Regions from separate parts of the Homo sapiens genome. Here region 1 is linked to region 2. Evidence: chromatin loops called from intact Hi-C (ENCODE). Cell type or tissue: GM12878. All regions are shown on one strand. Links, peaks and the distances in the headings refer to the core of each region. The heading gives the core; the rest is flanking DNA. Region 1 has its middle 8.2 kb from the start of ARL4C. Region 2 has its middle 42 kb from the start of LINC01891.

Evidence for each region. Peaks named below come from ENCODE experiments on the same cell type or tissue, not always from the same donor. Only the 100,000 strongest peaks of a DNase experiment are listed, where the experiment ranks them.
Region 1: it touches region 2 in a loop (2.9-fold over the local background); 25 of 110 quality-filtered maps call a loop at or near these places.

Annotation. Positions count from the first base shown.
Region 1 is chr2:234,485,459-234,492,262 of GRCh38, forward strand. No RefSeq gene overlaps it. Among named protein-coding and RNA genes, the nearest start is that of ARL4C, 8.2 kb to the right of the region's middle. In GM12878, for the core only: no CTCF peak of the experiment used is centred there; a DNase peak (open chromatin) is centred at 3,693; H3K4me3 peaks cover 31 bases.
Region 2 is chr2:234,408,889-234,415,692 of GRCh38, forward strand. No RefSeq gene overlaps it. Among named protein-coding and RNA genes, the nearest start is that of LINC01891, 42 kb to the right of the region's middle. In GM12878, for the core only: no CTCF peak of the experiment used is centred there; a DNase peak (open chromatin) is centred at 3,113.

The DNA.
Region 1 (6,804 bases), core at 2,395-4,894, 77 kb after region 2:
AGAAGGGGATGTTGGAGCAAAGACCTGAAGGAAAGGAAGGATGGAGCCAGGCAGTCCCTTGGGGGACAAGTGTCCTAGGGAGAGGGAACTGCCAGTGCAAGGACCTCTTGCAGGCTTCCTCAACCTCAGTGCTATTGACATTCTGGGCCAGATCATTGTCTGGGGAGCTGTCCCAGGCATGGTAAGATGTTCAGTGGCATCCTGGCCTCTACCCACCTGATGCCTGTAGCCCCCTCCCCTTAATGGTGACACCCAAGCATGTCTCAGGACATTGCCATTGCACCTGGAGGACAAAATCACCCATGGTTGACAGCCACTGCTTTAAAGGGACCAGAGAAACATGGCTGAGGCACGAAATTTTCTGGGGTGCTGGCATGATACAAAGCCAAGGTCCCAACAAATGAATGAATGCTCTGATGCTTGCATTCAGGGAACAGCAGCATCAGCCTCACTGGGAACTTACTAGAAAAGCAGAATCTCATGACATACCCCAGCCCCACCAAGTCAGGATGCGCGATGCAACGGAATCCCCAGGCAGGCAGTAAGTATGCCCATCAGATTTGAAAGGCGCTGGTTCAGAGATCCCTGTGCGGTCCTTCTCAGCTGCAATGGTGGTGGATGCTGCACCAATTAGGAGTCCATTCATGAGACAGATATCCTGGGGTACCTGCCATGTGCAAGTTTCCAGCTCAGGGCTGTGTAGAGCTGCCTCATGGCAGGTGCACAGGCTCTGAGGTCAGACTGCCTGGGTTCAAATCCTCACTCTGCATAGTAGCACTGTGACCCTGGCAAGGCACCCAGCACCTCCAAGCCTGTTTCTGTATTTCTGTAGTGAGGCTAATGATAAAAATAGTCCTGATTCCATGATGTTTACTGTCAGGGGTAAGAAGGACAGCCCAACTAACATGTTTGGCTCAGTGCTTGGCACTCCAAAAGTGGTCAACCTTTGTTTTTAAGAGTATCTATCTGTCTGTCTATCTGTCTGTCTGTCTATCCAAAGGAGGCAGTTGGTGGAGGCAGGAAGTACATGCCTACCTCATAGTGCTTCAGAGAGGATTAAATGAGATGACTGTCAAGTGCTCAATTCAGCATCTAATATAAAACAAACACTGCATGAATGGCAGTAATTAATATTATCAGAATAATTTCTTTTGAGAAAATGAACAGTGGTAAAGGGCTTAACAATGAATGACGTTCTCAGCTGTTTACTCTGAATTACACTCTTGTGGCCAGAATGTCCTTGGCTCCTTGGCAGTAATTGTCAAACCAGGATGGGAGCAGTCAGTCCTTCCACTCCCCCAGCCTGGGCCAAGCAAGGCAGGTTTCCATCTGCTTGTGACCTCTTGTCACACACAGAGAGGGTGGAGAGGCTTCTCTCACATGGCAGCTCTTGTGGGGAGCTCTCATTGTTTTTGCAACATCAGGGTTGGTGATGGTGTCTGAAGGATAGCTGAAATCCCAAGCCCTGAGTTCAGGCAGTCCTGGGGTTGGTTATTCCAGCAGTTGGATGACATTTTCTAAGACCTAGGTTCCTTTCATATTTCCTTTCTGCCATCCTCAGTGTCTGGGTTGGCTCTCCTCATGGGATCAGGATGGCTGCAGTCACTCCAGGCATCACATCTTCATTTGCTGAAATTCAGAGACAGCAAAGGAGAGCCATATGGTCCCTATGTCTCATTTTCCAATATAAAATTTTTTTTCCAAAGCCCACCCGCTCTCTCTTCTACAAAAAGCCTTTCCTTTCATCCTCATTGGTCAGAATGGCAACAGGACCTATCCTAAGCAAATTGCGGGCAACAGGAATGATTGATTTTATGGTTGATATTAATTTCTCTTAAAGCTGGGGATAGGGTAGCCTTTTCTGAATACAAAACCATGAGACAGAAGGTGCCATCCAAGCAAAATCAGGGTCCTGCCAGCAAGATAAGATATTGACTGTATAGGTTACCTGCAGTGTCTCCTTCTGAGGCCTTCACCCCATATCAGACCCTTTAATCTCTGATTCCAGCATCCAATTATCTATACAATCAGATTCAGGAAGAGCAGAATTAAGACACAGCCTGGATTTCAGGGGGAAGTAGTCATTCGCAATACTTCTGCAGGAAATTCTTAACTCTATGACAGCAACCGGATTGCAGGCAGACCACACATCTCCCTTTAGGTTGATGGAGCCCTGGTTTAGAACCCGGAGCTGGGCCCACACCAAGATTCCCATCCATCCCAGGATTTCTAATCAGTTAAGGCATCTCTTGGGAAGAACTCCATGGAGGGGACTAGTGGGCTGATACACCTGAGAAAGGCTCCAGGAGAGAGAGCCAGTGTCAGATAAAAGGGGGATTCTGGGATGGCACAGCATTAGACACTCAGATAATCCCTGGGCTCTTTGACTCCTGTGTTCCTTATGTGCAAGAGCAGACACTGAGGAGCCAGGCCCCCGAAATATCTGCAGGACATTGAGAATGGGGCGGACCCAGGTGGGGTCACCAGTGTTTGGGGTTAGCAGTTTGAGCCATCATGCTGATCATGATGATCAGCTTCTCCAAAACCTGCAAAACTGGCACTGCCTCCAGGAGTCAGGGAAGGAAAGGAAGTGGAGGAGGCTGAGGACATGTGGAGGAGGCTGAGGACATGTGTACAATGAACATCCCTCCCTGCCCCAGGAAATCTCTGAAAGAGTTGGAGAAGGATTTTGAGGGGGGCAGAATTCTTCACATGGCAGGTACCAGGACCACAGAGTAATATCCTTAGGGAACATACATTGCTTCTGGCTCTATCCCAAGGCTGGTGTGGCTTGCAATGGTGGGTTTGGTTAAATTTGTGACTTTCTCTTTGGTAAAATGATGGATGCTTTGCACTGGAGTCAAGCACCTCACTTGATCATTTAGGCCTGACTCACCTACTAGAATATCAGCCCTCTGAGGACAAGTGCCTTTGCCTATATCACAGTCTCCCCAATATTGTGGGTGTCACTATTGGTTGTCCATTCTGTTTTTGGAAGCTTTTTTATATGATAAATACAGCATCCCAGCACACTTCAAATTACATAGCAATGCAAATTTTCATTCATGTAATAATGGATTCAAACACATATTTATGAAATAAACTGTTGCAATGATCATTACTTACCATGATGCCTTTTAAATGTTACAATTGTAGTTTTTTTAGTTGTTATGAGGCATAGGCAGTTGAAATTAACTGCACAGTGAGTTAGCGTTTAAGGAAATGGAAACACCCAGGAGTAGCCATTAGAAGAATGAGAATTCTGCAAACCACAGATAGAGGAGGCTCATTTCCCCCACAGCCACTTACTGGAAACTTCCACTAAAGATTCAATGCCCAGAATCTCACAAGGAAAGATGTTTTCCCTTAGGAAGTCTCCTTTGGTTTACTCTCCATGAGCTGGAAGTCTTATCAGTGAAAATGAAGAGGGAGCGAGCACCAGGGCTGTTTGGCCTGTCTGTGAAAAACAGACCAGCAGAATTCCCCTACACGCAGGAGGGGGCATCCTGCCATCAGCGGGGAGAAGGGGTCACAGCCGAAGCATCATATGCATCCTTGCCGTGTGTGTGACTTGCCTTGCAGCTTGCATGGTGCTTTTCTGTCTAGTGTTTCATTTTACCTTTAAAACAATACTGAGAGGTAGGCAGGATGGGGATTCTCAGCCTCATCCTGTAGTTGAGCGGTCTGAGGTTGAGTGGGGTTAGACAGGTGACTCATTCAAGATCACATCCCCAAATGCAGACCCAGTGACACCTGACACTCCTCCCTGTCCATCCTCTGTGGGGTAGGCATCGTCCCCGACACAAACACTCCTGAAAGGAAAACTGAAAACAAAATTGTTCAGGGACAGAATCTGAAGCAAGAGGGGTTGTCTTCTAGACACTGGGAGGTGCTAAGGAGAGAAAGCAAGGTGCAGTGCTGGGATGTCGGCAGAGCCCTGGCAGTGGGGGAAGGGGGAGGGGAAGGAGGTCACCCTTTCTGTCATCAGCATGAGGGTGGTGATGCAGGCTGGCAACACAAACCGTCCATCCTCGTCTTCCTAGATCCAGAGCCCCAGATTTATTATTATTTATTTTTTTAGACGGAATCTCGCTCTGTTGCCTAGGCTGGAGTTCAATGGTGCAATATTAGCTCACTGCAAATTCCGTCTCCCGGGTTCAAGAGATTCTTATGCTTCAGCCTCCCAAGTAGCTAGGATTACAGGTGCCTACCACAATGCCCGGCCAATTTTTTGTATTTTTAGTAGAGACAGGGTTTCACCATGTTGGCCAGGCTGGTCTCAAACTCCGGACCTCAGGTGATCCACCTGCCTTGGCCTCCCAAAGTGCTGGGATTACAGGCGTGAGCCATCGCGCCTGGCCCAGAGCCCAATATTTTTTAAACTGCAGAACCTTCCTGATCAAAGGGCAGCAGGTTAGTGGAGCCTCCAAGAGCCCAGCCCTTGGGTTGAAGGGATCTGGGTCTTAAACTAGTTCCACCCTCGCAGAACATTAGCTAATCTCCTCTGAACCTCGGTTTCCTCATCTGTAAGTGCAAATAAAATTAGTTGATCTCTTGGGGCCTTTGGGAGGAAAAATTATCAAGGAAGTGAAGCACTTAGCATGGTATCTAGCATATACTAAGCACTCAGTAAAGGCTGCAGTGGCTATTACCATGATCATCTAGGACTAACAGGGACTATAAACCAGGCTGTGCCTAATGTTACTATGTTACAGTAATTTTAATTAACAAATGCAAACGAGATGCTCGTCTTCTAAAAGGCATGTTATAAAAACAACTTTAAAAATTGCTTGTTTTGGTTACTTCTTTCACACCATGCTGCCATGCTCCATGCAGAATGCAGTCACAGTTACATCCTGCATTAGGAGCAGTTCACGCCCAGAGTTGTGTGTAAGGTGGTACCATTCAAAGAAAGCCACGGCATATTCTGAAAATTTAGGTGGAGTAAGTAACACAGATCTTTCATTCTCACTTCTAATCTTGGGGAAGAAACAACAGGCTACTTTCTCAGAAACCCTCACATTGCAAGTTCCTCTCTGAAACTGACGCAGCCCCACGCTTAAGTTGAGAACTGGTGCAAAACAAATGTATAAAATCCTCCAATGTCTTGTGCAAATTCTATTTTAAACGAGTTTCAGCTGAGCCAGGGAGAGCCAGAAGGAGAGGGCTGTTTTAAGGATAAGTGAACATGTACGAGACAGCTGAATGAGGAGAGAAGAGAAATGCCTGCATATCAACTGAGATGGCGGATTTCTTTCTGGCAGGCAAATGCCAAGCTGTGGGCATCAGACCTACAACAGGACACAAAGCAGAAGAGAGGTTATTCAGCTGGGCAGCCAGAGAGCTGCTAAATCAAGGACTATCAAGTTCTGCATTTGTTCTCTTCTTACTTTTTTCATGTCAAACCCTTAATCTTCACATCAGTTATATGCACATAATTTTGTCGTTCCTTGCTACCACATGATTGTGACATCAAAACAGTCTAACAGTTAACGCTGGTAACAGGATCGTTCCAAGAACCCAAGCTCTGGAGACGAGCATAAAGGCACAAAACAGTAAGGCCAGGCGTCCCTGGTCTACCGAAAAAAACTTACAAACGAAGAATCGAAACCTTGAAGGAAAAGTTCAGATTGTGGCAAACGAAGAATCGAAACCTTGAAGGAAAAGTTCAGATTGTGGGAAATAGGACAGCGGCTTAGGATTAACACCAACCTCCTCGGTTACTAGTGGTCAGAGGGATGGGGCCACTTGCAGTTAATTTTCTAGAAAACATAACATGATTGATGTTGTCTAAGTATCAGATGTCACTTGGCTCCCCAAGAATGTATTTGTTGAATCAAGATTAAATTAAGGTTGCCCTATAAAGCAAGGGTTTTGGTCTTTGCTTCTTCTGATTCTCAACATTTTTACTCCTGGGGAGCCACAATAGTCCCTAAGTGGTTTTTCAGCCGCTTTTTAGGTTTCAGAAACAGCATCCGTGCCCTTTTGATGTAATCTATGTCCCAATAATTAGTTCCTGCAGCAATGTAAATGATTAAAGTCAAGCCACGCTCATTTTTAAAGAAAAACCTCTAAACCCACAAATGTGTTCACCAATGTGTAAGTTTCAACACGCTTGGTTGGAGCAATGATTCATCTCACAATACTGATCTGGAAGAATAACAATATTTTGTCTATTTTCATTTAAATATTTAATAGGAGATAGTAATTTTATTTAATTCCTAAAGTTTATGACCAAAACTAATTGACAGGAATTAAGTCATTCAGCCAATATTTACTGAGCACCTGCTATATGCTCAGTACTATGCTAGGCACCAGCAATTAAAGAAGATCTCCTCCCTGCTTTGAGGGGATCACAGCCTAGTGATATGGGATGTATGAAAAGTAATGGATTCAAGAGTCCGGCAACCTAAGTTTGACACCTAATTCAGCCTCTTACACCTTTGGAGGAGAAGACCACCTGGGTTGATCAGACGGTCTCCAGGTGCTTGTTTTCACTCCATTCTGGCCCAAGCCCAGAGTCAGCAGCCTAGGTTTTAGTGGGATGAGGATACCAAGAAGTGTGGCTAAAAGGGAGATTGCAAGGACCTGACTTAAAGACCTGCAGGCGGGTGAGGTTATCACACGTTCCACATGTTGGCAGCCAATAACAACAAATTGAAAGCGATTGAACACTTACTGTGTGCCAGGCATGGGGATAGGCGCTTCACCTGTATTATCCTGCTTCATCCTCCCAACAATTCTTTGAGGTACCATTATGATCCCATTTTACATATGAGAAACTGAGGCTTAGAGGGAAAGGAC
Region 2 (6,804 bases), core at 2,004-4,503:
TACATACACACATGTATGTACATGGATGTACATACTGACATGAATATATACATTTGTGTACATGCATATATGCACATACCTATATATACATTCATATATATAAATTAGACAAAATCCTGGGCAGTCATCACAGAACAGGAAAGATACCTACCAAATAAATATATGAAACCATGTACAGTATTATTAAAAGTCCAAGAAATACAAATTATAATTGAGGGGAGATGCCATTTTACTCTTCCTAGACTGGCCAAATTCAAAGTTCTGGTGACAAAGGAAAACAGAGCAGCCTGGAGAAGTGGCTGATCCAGGCAGGTGAATGAGCCTGGGTATCTTGTACCAAAGGGCAAGGCGGTTAGTAAAGACCACAGTACTGGGCACAGTAGCTCATGCCTGTAATCCCCGCACTTTGGGAGGCCAAGACAGGCAGATCACTTGAGGTTAGGAGTTCGAGACCAGCCTGGCCAACATAGTGAAACCCCGTCTCTACCGAAAATACAAAAATTAGCCAGGCGTGGTCGTGGGCGCCTGTAATCTCAGCTACTTGGGAGGCTGAGGTAGGAGAATCTCTTCAACCTGGGAGGCAGAGGTTGCAGTGAGCCAAGATTGCACCACTACACTCCAGCCTGGGTGACAAAGCAAGACTCCATCTCAAAATAAAATAAAATAACACAAAATAAAAAGTAAGATAAAATAAAAACCACAGTAGAGCCTTAAGGACTCAGCCATCAACTTGTAGGGGCTCCTACCTGCCTGCAATGCAACCATCTGTGCTTTAATAAAAACAATACCACGATAGATTAAAAACTCAGCAAACATTTCAATCCATGACTTCCTCGTGATGCCCAAAAAACATAATTGATCCCCATCAAAAACCTAATTGATCCACATTAGAGGAGGATGTAGTGAATATTACGTAATAATTTTTAAGTAAATAAATATATGTGAAATTAATTGGATGGATTAAACTTAGACGGCAGGGAGTAGAAAGAGGCACAAACAACATGGCCGGGGTACCCGAGAGTCACCGGGTCTGCTAACGGAGCTGGCTTTTGAGCTGGGCACTAAAGGATGGGGTCAAATTCCTCATGAGGGCTTGGGGCAGAGTCCATGGGTCCAGGGCAGAGCATTCAAATGTCAGAGGCAGGAGAACTTGTAATGGCCCCAGCACAGAGTCCGGTTCTCTAGAATTCAGTGGACCTGCAGGGAATTTTAGGGCAAACAGCGGAACCCACAGCATGAAGAGCCCGGGATGGTGGTGTGAGGTGGCGGGGCTCAGTGCAGTCCCCAGAGATCCCTCAGCCCTAGGCCTGGAGAAGTGATCCGCAGGGCTGCAGCGAGAGCTTCTCCCTGCCTCAGCCTTTGATTTGTTCCCACAGGAGACACTCAGCACGAACAGATCTTCCAAGATTTCAGTCACTTTTAGATTTCAGTTGCTTTAAGATTTCAGTCACTTTTAGATTTCAGTTGCTTTAAGATTTCAAGATGGCGGAGTTCAGACTCCTCTGGCGTATTTCCTGGTAGAGTGGGAAGTCCGTCCTGCCAGGGCTGGGCTCCTGCTCAGCCACCCACTCTGCATCCTTGGGCAGGTAATTCCCCTTCTAAGCATCTCTTTCCACTGTTGTGAAAACCTGAGCAAGTGAGTGAGAAGCACAGGAAAGGTGCTCAGTATGTGAGTCCCCTCCACCACCCTCAGAGTCCACCAGCCCTGCAGGGCTCTCCAGCTGCTCAGCCTAACAATCCTGGTCTCCTGGACCCTGGCCCTTGCTCTCTTTTAAGTTCTCTGATATCCATCATGTTTATCTTCTGCTTTCAAAGCTCCAGTTCCAGGGATGTCTTTTTCTGACCCATGGGTTGAGGCTAAGAGGTGAACACATTCCTCATTCGCTTCTCTGCATAGCTCACATTCTTTCTCTGAAGCCCCTGTCCTAGAAAGGATATAATCACTATTGTCAGAGACTTAGCCTGGCGAGAGCGCCCAGGAAAACTCGATCTTAAAAATTGACTCTGTCGCTTTCATCACTCTGGCTGATGGATAAACGTAAGGGTTTAACTCACACATTCTCAGATGTGTTCTAAATATTAGTAACCTTCTACTTTCCAATGAAGACTGATGATAAGCTTTCTCATAGCTGGCTCAACTCTTATATTTGTGTGTAGCTCACACTGACTCCAAGAAGAATTAAGAATCTAATGTAAGCAATGTGAGAAATCCACTCATCCCAAATCATGGTTAAAACTATTGTCTCAAAACAGTAAAATGCATTTCAAAAAAAGATTACATGTCAACTATAATAAACAGGTAGGGTTTCAATCACACAGCAGAATAGAAACAAAGAAGAGGTCACTCTTTCCCCTCTTATTTAAATGACTTTCCAGCTAGTCTAAAAGCAAACAAGTGCTCCGGGTGCTGTGGCTCACGCCTGTAATCCCAGCACTTCGGGAGGCCGAAGTGGGCGGATCACAAGGTCAGGAGTTCAAGACCAGCCTGACCAACATGGTGAAACCCCGTCTCTACTAAAAATACAAAAATTAGCCGGGCGTCATGGCGGGCACCTGTAGTCCCAGCTACTCGGGAGGCTGAGGCAAGAGAATTGCCTGAACTCAGGAGGTGGAGGTTGCAGTGGGCCGAGATCGTACCACTGCACTCCAGCCTGGGCATCAGTGCAAGACTCTATCTCAAAAAATCAAACAAAAACCATACAACAAGTGTCTAATGTGTGTAGAAGCTCTAACTAGGATAACTCGTTTAGTAAGTCATTTTTTTCTAAGACTTCATGTTGTATTTCAAACAGATTTCACTGCCCACTGCTCACCCCTAAGTTGGGCTTCTAAATTGAAATTCTGGACCACAATGCAAATAATTATGTTGCAATATATTGGGGCAGCAAAGTAACTGACTTAAATATCCCATCTACTTTTCAGGGAAACCTGGGCTCCTTGGAGTCCCCAAGAAGCCATCATTTGTTGAGCTTCATTTTCATGGTGGGAAAGGGTTTTTCTCTTGCAGCACAGTTATTAGAAAACGCAAGCTGTGTTGACGCAAATTTTCATAAGCTGTAACAGAAGCGTCCCTTTCTTAAATAAGTCATCAGGACATAAAACTGAACTACTTTGCATGTGGCTTAGCAAAGCCATTGACGAGCTGTGTGGTCTCAGCCTTCTGTTTTCCCTCAGAGCCTTAAATGAACTACTCTCTATGGCCCTTACAGACCTCAGATGCTGAGATTCTCTGAGGTTCCTCCACTGGGACTGATGATTGGAAGCTTTCAAATAGGACAGATTTCTGGACCTGACATAACCCACTGAATTTGTGTCTCTGGGGGAGGGTCCAGGAGCTGCATCTGTAGGAAGTCCCCAGATGCTGCTATTAGGGAGTTCTGGAGGCAGAGGTGTGGGCCATCAGCCATTCCGCAGTGGACCCCTTGGATGATAAATCCTGAACTGATTTTGATTCTGCATGGAGAGATGGACATAAATAAAGCCAAGAAGAAATCTCTGTTAAGCTGAGAAAGTATGCAGTTGTTTCTCAAGACAGACTGAATGGGCCGTGTCTGTAGGAGGAGAAAACTGTAGTCTTCTCAAATTCATTTTCTTTGTGATGTCCCCTAAACAAATCTGGTGGGAGATTTTCCTGTTGTCATCACTTTTTTGGGGGTTGGATAGCTTCGATGTCTCATATTTTCACATTAAGAAGGAAAGGCAGAGAGAACATAGTACCATATAAAAATGATAATAACTTTAAAAGCTTCTGTTCTCTAAGGTGGGGCACATTCCAGGAAATGGTAGGAAGGGAACCAGTTCATGACCATCTGATGGGAGAGGATCTTGTCCCGGAGGGGAGGCGTACCTCAAAATCCTAGACATTAGCCAGAGCAGTCGCTGGGTGTGAACTCCGTCTAAATTGCTAGCTTCCTGTCGTGTACTTAGATCCAGTGCCAAGTTTGAGGATGACTCCTACACCATCTCTCTGGCATCATGCACGGATATGCACAGTGTGGAGAGAGAAACATGCGATGGGGCCACAGAGTGTAATACTGACCCATAGAGTACTATCCCAGCTTATCCTCAGGCTGCCGGAGACACACCCAAATCTGCAGGGCCAAAAGTCCATGTGTCAGAGTAGACAGAGAAGGATGTAACCTAACCCTTTGGCAGAGTCTTCTGGCTCAGAGAGACAATGCCAGTAAAGGAGGCAGATGGAAAGTGGTCAGCATCATCTATGGATTAATTAGTGCCATCCACTAGAGCCCAGTCAAATGGAAGGTTGCCCAGGTATCCCAATGGTATTGTGCAGCTAATGTGATACATGATTTAGACGGCACGCCAAGCATGCTAACATAGACATAAATGGCCAGCGTGTTTTATCCCTGTCCAGTTATCCCTGGAATTATGTAATTTAAGATCAGGATAAAAGAAAAAAGAAACACAATCAAAGAATCACCAAGCTCTAGCTTTACAAGAATGACACATTTGAAATCAAAATACAATTTGATTTTGCAATGGATTGAAAATTGTTCATCCTACCAAGTAGTCCTTTGTTGAAATAGTCTCAGGTGTGCAAGGTCTCAAGTAACAAACCTATGGATAACTTCCTGAATGAACTATTAAAGATGACACAAAGATAAAAATGAGAGATTGGTAGAGCTGTTGTTAAAAGACTGACAGTGTGCGTTGAGATTAAGTAAACAAGTGTAATCACTGTACTTTGATTACAAAATGTACTAAACTAGAAACAGTCTTTGTCGTAGCTTATCTGTATTATTAAAAAAAAGAACAAAACTTGAAACAAGCAAACGACAAATAAAAACAATTTTTTTTTTTTTAGGCGGAGTCTCGCTCTGTCGCTCAGGCTGGAGTGCAATTGCGCGATCTCAGCTCACTGCAACCTCTGCCTCCTGGGTTCAGGCAATTCTCTTACCTCAGCCTTCTAAGTAGCTGGGACTACAGGCATATGCCACCACACCCGGCTAATTTTGTATTTTTAGTAGAGACAGGGTTTCACTGTGTTAGCCAGGATGGTCTTGAACTCCTGACCTCGTGATCCGCCTGCCTCAGCCTCCCAAAGTGCTGGGATTACAGGCGTGGGACACTGCACCCAGCCATAAAAACAATTTTTAAAAACAGGCTATAGGCCGGGCTCAGTGGCTCACGTCTACAATCCCAGCAATTTGGGAGGCCGAGTGGAGCAGATCATCTGAGGTCAGGAGTTTGAAACCAGCCTGGCCAACATGGTGAAACCCCATCTCTACTAAAATTACAAAAATTAGCCTGGCATGGTAGCTCGTGCCTGTAGTCCCAGCTACTTGGGAGGCTGAGGCATGAGAATTGCTTGAACCTAGGAGGCAGAGGTTGCAGTGAGCTGAGATCGTGCCACCGCACTCCAGCCTGGGTGACAGAGTGAGACTCTATCTCAAAAAAAAAAAAGCAGGCTATAATCCCAATAACAATAATGGGGTGAAGTTGTCACCTAATTTCTTATATTCTGTAAAACAGTTCAATTTATTATTTTACAGCATAAATAGAAATGTATGGGCTTAAGAATGGCTTTGAAAGGTTTTGTTCCCTCTGATAGAATTTAAAGGAATGTATGACTTTCCATTGTACTATAGAGTGTAATGGCTAAGAAAATCCAGCATGTATGGTGACCGTGGCAAAAGGCCTCTTAAAATGTAGAGGAACAGACAAAATGGTGGTGCATGTGAAACACCCAGTAACATGAGCTCTGACATTATAAATGAGGAGTGTTATAATTAAGATGTTTTCTAAGCCAGCATAGATTTATGCTTACGCTTCTGATAAGAGCTCCGCCTGGCATTTGGAGCTACAGCTAGCATGCCGTGCTGAAGCTGACCGCACCCTCACCCATCTTATCTATGCTAATGCCCACAGGAAGTGAAAGATACCATGCTTCTGTAATCTCACCCATGGATACATCTTTTGATGAGGAAGAAGGCAAGGGCTGATGCATGCAATACAAGTTATGAACATTTCTGTAAGCAGGGAAATAGCATCCACAGATACCACGTCATTTCTTTATTTCACCATTACTTTTGAGCAATGACATTGGGTTTTCGAGAGAAAGACCCTTGCTCCATTTGAACCAGCATTGTTTGCCATAAGACAACCAATAAACAAGCAACCAACCTAACAATAAAAACATCCATTGGTGACAGGAGCTATAAAGAGAACTGCAATGAGGTGATGTAATAGAGTGCTATCCTAGCTGGGTGGTGAAGGTGACACTCTAAGAGATGGCAACTGGCAGAATTCCAAAGAACAAGTGCCAGCCAGGTAGAAATGCAAGGAAGAGCATTCCAGGCAGAGGGAAGAGCTGACACAAAGGTAACAGGCAAGGAAATATCCTGCCATCAAAGAAGAACCATGGAAAGTGTGGAGGGCCAGAGACAACACAGAGCATGGCTGGAGAGGAGAACAGAATGTGTTCAGTGATGGAAGCTGAAGTCAGGCTTACCTTGGTGAGCCAGGATGGGACTTTAGATTGTGTTTGTGTTTTGTAGGTCCATCAGTAAGGTTTATGCAGAGACTGCCATGATCTCATTCCAATGTTGTAAAAAATCATGAAAACGTGGAGACCACACTTTAGTGGGCTCTGGGAGACAGTAGCAGAATCCAGAAGGCCGGGTAGGAAGCCACTTCAGTAGTTGAGGTGTGAAAGATTGTGCCTTACACCAGGATGGTAGGGGTGGAGATAGAAGTAGATGAATTGGGAGCATGTTTTGGAGGCAAAGATAATAAGACTTGTTGAAGAACCAGACACAGGGAGTGAGAAAAGAAAGGTGATAG